2 separate regions of the Homo sapiens genome follow, and region 2 is linked to region 1. Evidence: chromatin loops called from intact Hi-C (ENCODE). Cell type or tissue: B cell. All regions are shown on one strand. Each heading gives the region's core, and the rest is flanking DNA. Links, peaks and the distances in the headings are about the cores only. Region 1 overlaps AEN (apoptosis enhancing nuclease). Region 2 overlaps ACAN (aggrecan).

Region 1 (2,758 bases), core at 259-2,758:
CAGAACAATATGAGGGGGAGGTCTCTTTCTCTCTTCTCTTAAGCAAGGTCAGGGTGTTTGGAAAAGGACTACTTTCCTCTCTTGAAATAGGAGGCTACAGAGACCTTTTCTCAGATAACTTAATTTCTGGCTTCTTTAAAACCTTGCCAGTAGGATCAGGAAAGCCACCCACCCTACTCCTAGCCTCAGCCCCTCACAGAGAAAGGAGGGGACTATCCGCCAGCCCCCTTTCCCAAATTAGTTATTAGCAGGGTGGGCATTGGGCTTCTTAGGCTTTTTTCTCCCATTGCTGGGCTGAGGCAGATTAAGGTTCTGAATTTGTCAGTTCTAAGATGTGACTGTCAATATGAGGAAGTTGGTTACAGTTAAGACCTTTTTAAAAGAGAGACCTTTTCTCCTGGAAAGGATGGGATGAGCAAGCAGGGTGGATGAGTCAGGATGGGTCAGGTCTGGATGAGTCAAGTCAGGATGCGGTGCCCTGCCCTAGAGTGTGGGGATTCTTTATGCAAATGCTGGCATCATCAAACCTGGCATTTCACCTCACCTCCCATCCCCTTCCCATTTCTCTTAATCTCTGCTGCTACTGCTCAGGTTTTCATCTTCTCCAGACCTCTTTCTACACCCTTCTGAAGAGGACCTGCCACATGCTAGCTTCTAGGCTGGCTGTTGGGGAAGGTACAATCAAGGCTCTAACCTGCCTTCTTACAGCTCTGAGGTAGACTGTGTGTACCAATGGACTTTGAAGGGTGTAATAATTCTCAAATTGTGCTATAAGAGCTCAGCACAGAGGGATGAATTTCTTTGCTCCCCAGCTAGACTTAGTGTCCTGAGTCAGGGCTACTGTGGGATATTTCAGTGACCTCCATAGGTGCCTCTGGGGCTCCCCCACTCACTTGGCCAGTAGAGACCAATTCAGGGGACACCAGATTGCGGTAGGGGTGGCTTGTGGAAGGGCCACCAGAGTAGGAAACAGAAGATGAAATGGTGCAAAGGAGAGAGGAGCGAGGAGCAGTGCCTCCAGCATGACCCGCCTTATGCTCTACACCCCAGTGACTTGAGGCTGCTGGTGGGCCCTCTTCCTCCACCCTGGGTTAGTCCTTTTTAAGGCCTTTGCCCCTAACATGGCCACTGATTCTTCTCCCTTCTACCTGGAAGGTTACTGTTGTACATGCACACAGATGTAGCCTCTTCCAGGAAGCCTCCAGAGAATTGTCCTCCAGCCTGTTTTGCCTCCCTAGCACCTCTGCTTCAGCCCTTAACACACTTTATGCTTGGTTTCTGTCTCCACCATGAAACTAAACTTCTTGGAGTCCAGGATCCACCTGTGCAGCCGCCCAGCATCTGGCACAGTGGAGACCCGAGAGAGCCTCAGTATGGCATTGGCCTGTGCAACCCAGTGGGACAGAGTTTCTTCCAGAAGGGCTTCTGGGTGGTGGCGGAACAGTAGCTGAGTCTGAAAGAGCAGGAGGGCTGTGAGTGGGAAGGGAGGCTGTGGCTTGGGAAAGGGCAGTGAGTCCAGGCGGAGGCTGCTCTGGCCTGAGAAGAGCTGGCTGCCAACCACGGGCTAGAGTCTAACCTCTCTGGGAGAAGGAGCAGTGGTTATTGAGCCCCTACTGTTCAGAATACAGGAAGACCCCAGCATACATTGTGTCGTTTCCTCTTCACACAGTAGAGGGGGTGGTAGGATCATTTTACATGCCTGAAAACTGAAACTTAGCAGTTTAGGTCATTTACAAAGAGCTGAGTTAGGCCGAATATGGTGGCCCACGCCTGTAATCCCAGCACTTTCGGAGGCCAAGGCAGGTGGATCACCTGAGGTCAGGAGTTTGAGACCAGCCTGTCCAACATGGCAAAACGCCACCTCTATTAAAAATACAAAAATTAGCCAGGCGTGGTGGTGCATGCCTGTAATCCAGCTACACAGGAGGCTGAGGCAGGAGAATCGCTTGAAGCCGGGAGGCGGAGGTTGCAGTGAGCCGAGATCACGGCACTGCACTCTAGCCTGGGTAACGAGAACGAAACTCCGCCTCAAAAAATGCCAAGTTAAACCCTGCTCTGCCTGACTTCAAAGCCCTAGTTTGTTTGATCTGTTAAAAATGTACTGACTGACTTGGCATAACAAATGAGACAGGCTTTCCAAGTTATGGCCTCAGCTGTTGGGAAGATGCTGGGTTTTGCAAACTCACATGAACATCAGACATTTCCTGTAGCAGCAATGAACGACAGCACCTCTTATCCTAGCATTCAGTGACGAGGGCTTAAAGTCCGCTGGGTGGGAGCCCATCACAGAAATCTGCAAGCACTTCAGATCAGGACTTTTAAATGTTTCTAGATGCTGTGGCGATTAATGAATTACAACGTCAGGTAAAGAAATTACACTTAAAGGCTGGACACGGTGGCTCATACTTATAATCCCAGTACTTTGGGAGGCCGAAGTGGGCGGATCACTTGAGCCCAGTTTAAGACCAGCAGGGCAACATGATGAAACCCCATCTCTACTAAAAATACAAAAAAAGTAGCCAGGTGTGGTTGTGTGTACCTGTAGTCCCAGCTACCCAGGAGGCTGAGGTGGGAGGATCACTTGAGCCCTGCAGTGAGCTGTGATCACGCCACTGCACTTCAGCCTGGGTGACAGAGCAAGAACTTATCTCAAAATAAATAAATTAATTAAATAAATAAATTACAGTTGGTTATCATATTACAAAAAAATACAACTATTCAGTTACTGCGGGCTTCCTATGAAATTCTTTCTCCAGGT
Region 2 (3,017 bases), core at 309-2,808, 180 kb after region 1:
AGGTGTGCTTCACCTTCCTGAGCCTTGGCCTGCCGTCTGTCAGCTGAGAGGGAAAAGGCCTTCGCGGGGTCTGGAAGAATAAATGAAATCATATGGACACTATGTCAGGGACACAGCGGGTCCTAAGCCGAGGCTAGATAGTCCATCCTTGGCCACTTGGCTTACTCCAGGGACCAGAGTGCCTGAAGAGTCTGCCCAGGGGAGAGTGGCAGAACCTGGGACAGAGCTACTGAACTGCCAGCAGGGGAGAGGAGAGCAGTGCCCTGAACACACGGGTGTCCAACCAAGAAGGGGCATTTCTCAAGGAAGAAAGGGGAGGGGAGTTGAGGACACACGACCACGAGCGGTTTTTCCGTCTGTGGGTTCCTCTTCAAACGAAGCCAATGCTGGTGGAGCAGGAGCCCTTTCCAACCCTGGGGCTGGGTTGGAGGCTGTCAGTATGTCAACTGAACCACACTCTGGGCAGAGCAAGCTGCGGGGGTGGGGGCTTGTCTCTGGTTGTGAGACAGGATCCAACCCAAACTTTTCCATCATTATCCTCCTTTCAGTCATGAGCTGGGTTCTGACAGGATCCTACTAGGGTTTCACCATGAAGAAGCTGGAGTTCCAGCATGTTGACTGATGTGTAAATTCTGGTTCTGTGGGGCTGGCTGCCAGGAGGAAAATACAAAGCTGAATTGGGTTAGCACGGTGTTTTGGGGTCCTGGGTGCTGCAGTGGGTGGGTGTCTGACAGTTTAGAGGGGACTCTGGACCTTGAAAATTCACCCACCTCGTCTGAAGAGGAGGGCAAGTGGACCCAGAAAGGTGCAATGAATTTCTGAAGGTTGAACTGTGACTTAGGGTCAAGGGCAGAACTAGAATCCAGGTTTTCTGAGGCCATAGTCGGTCCCTCGTCCTGATTTAAGAGTCCAGAATTCTTGGGTTCTAATCCTTATCTCTCTTTCTTGTCCTGGGTTGCCATGGACAAGGAGCAATCAGGTTGCTCATGCACCCTGGGCAAGGTGGGTTTGGAGGCACTATGAAGATACGGTTTAGGAGTGTTGGCTTGTCAATCACAGGCTCCAGGGAGAAACTGCAGGAAATGGAAAGGCAATGGGGAAGAAAACCCTGAAGCTCGTTGGGGGAGGAAGCATTGAGCGGCAGTGGGGAGGAGAGGTTCTAACCTGAAAGAAAGATTGCAGAATAGTAGATCTCCCCAGTATAAAAAGTTTCAGAAGAAGGAATTGTCCAAAGGAAGAAGATATCTCTTGGAGAGATGCTGGAATTCCACAGGTTACCTTGAGCTGTGTTTAATTTAGATATTCTTACGTGTAGTTTCTAGTGCTGTGCCTGGTATTTTCATTCATTCTCCAATATCTGCTGAGCGCCACCTAGGTGCCAGGCTCTGTGCTCAATGCTGGCCCACAGCGGGTACTCAATAAACAGCAGATATGAGATGACCCAAGCAAAGGGCTTAGCGTAGTGCCTGGCACTGGGCAAGTACTCAGTAACTGTTTCATATTATTAATATTACTATTATCATTCTTAATTCTAGTAGTAAATGAATGTTTTTCTTTTTCTAGAATATTCACTGACAATCATACTTAAAAGGGAATATTTTGTTTAATGTTCGGAAGCCCTCCACACACCCAGGCACACCTCTTGCCCCTGTTCCCCATCTCTCTCACACCCACACGCCCAATCCCAGGCAGCCACTCACCCCTGCATGCCAAGGCAGAGCGTTCTCCTCCTCTTATGCCCCCTCCCCAATTAGAGAGGGAGCTCCAAGAGAGAGCTCACCTCCTGAGACAGTCGGCAAGAGCCAGGAGGGTGGACAGCCTGCATGCAAGGAAGACTGGGATTCAAATTCCAGCTCAGCCACTCGCTGGCTACATGGCTTTGATAAGGGTACTGAGCCTCCCAGAGGCTTCATTTCCTCTTCTCTAAAAAGGGGAGAAAATCCTCCGATAAGAGATTTTTGTGAAGATTAAAAGACATAAAGTGGGTGCCTTGTCCAGCTCTCAGCAAGCACCACAAACTTTAATTCCTCTCCTCTAACAGCTCCTAAGCCCCCTTGTGGGTCACAAACCCCAAGTTATGGATAGCAAAAATTTCAAATGTTTTCTCTTGATAAGAGACTGTGTGTCCTAACTTTTGGTGTGAATTTTTTTTTTTTTTTTAAGATGGGAGTCTTGCTCTGTTATCCAGGCTAGAGTGCAGTGGCCCAATGTTGGCTCACTGCAACCTCCGCCTCCCAGGTTCAAGTGATTCTTGTGCCTCAGCCTCCCAAGTAGCTGGGGTTACTTGTGTACCACCACGCCCGGCTAATTTTTGTATTTGTAGTACAGACGAGATTTCACCATGTTGGCCAGGCTGGTCTCGAACTTCTGACCTCAGGTGATCGCCTGCCTCAGCCTCCCAAAATGCTAGGATTCAGGCGTGAGCCACCATGCCCAGCCAGTGAATTTCTTTTTAATGATTCCTTCTAGAACTGGGTTCCTCCCAAGACCCTTCTTATTGGGCCCTTAGGAGGACCTCAGCTGAGCCAAAGGAAGCCCATGAGACCCTGCCTAGAGTCCCACTTTGAGTCTGTCTCTGCTGCTGCAGGGATGTCTAGCACCAGATTTGTCCAACTGCAGGTTGTGAGATCAATTTAGCGGGGTTCTTAATAAAATAGGAAATACCAGATAATCTCATAGTGCCTCCTATGTAGCAAAGGTAAGTACTGTTTCTGGAAACTTTTGTTTCTGTTATTTATTTTGAAGCCCTCTATAAGGGTATGTATGTTTATAATATAAATGTATATATGCAAATATATACAAATTTGATATTTGCATATATTTTTATTTAATTTTTTTTTTACTATATTGGTCCCAATGATGTTTCTGTCTCAGAAATTTCAGCATTGTGGCCCTAGGTGGCAGGTGCTGGGGCATCCTTGCTGCCACTGCACCAAGTGCTGGGGAGTCAAGGCAGCTGAGGTGGAAGCTGGAGTTGGGGAAAGGCAAGTTCAAGGAAGAGGACCCAGAGTCAGAGA

What was found. A loop is a pair of places that touch in the nucleus more often than their neighbours do. Peaks named below come from ENCODE experiments on the same cell type or tissue, not always from the same donor. Only the 100,000 strongest peaks of a DNase experiment are listed, where the experiment ranks them.
Region 2: a loop joins it to region 1, with 20 times the contacts of the local background. A loop is called at or near these places in 2 of 110 quality-filtered maps.

The regions. Positions count from the first base shown.
Region 1 is chr15:88,622,854-88,625,611 of GRCh38, forward strand. The region is part of intron 1 of AEN (apoptosis enhancing nuclease); the gene reads left to right. Among named protein-coding and RNA genes, the nearest start is that of AEN, 2.9 kb to the left of the region's middle. RefSeq lists an enhancer at 18-1,217. In B cell, for the core only: CTCF peaks have their summits at 1,678 and 1,879; DNase peaks (open chromatin) are centred at 436, 938 and 1,678; H3K4me3 peaks cover 331 bases; H3K27ac peaks cover 1,900 bases.
Region 2 is chr15:88,804,209-88,807,225 of GRCh38, forward strand. All of the region lies in intron 1 of ACAN (aggrecan), which reads left to right. Among named protein-coding and RNA genes, the nearest start is that of ACAN, 2.3 kb to the left of the region's middle. In B cell, for the core only: no CTCF peak of the experiment used is centred there; a DNase peak (open chromatin) is centred at 1,373; H3K27me3 peaks cover 1,611 bases.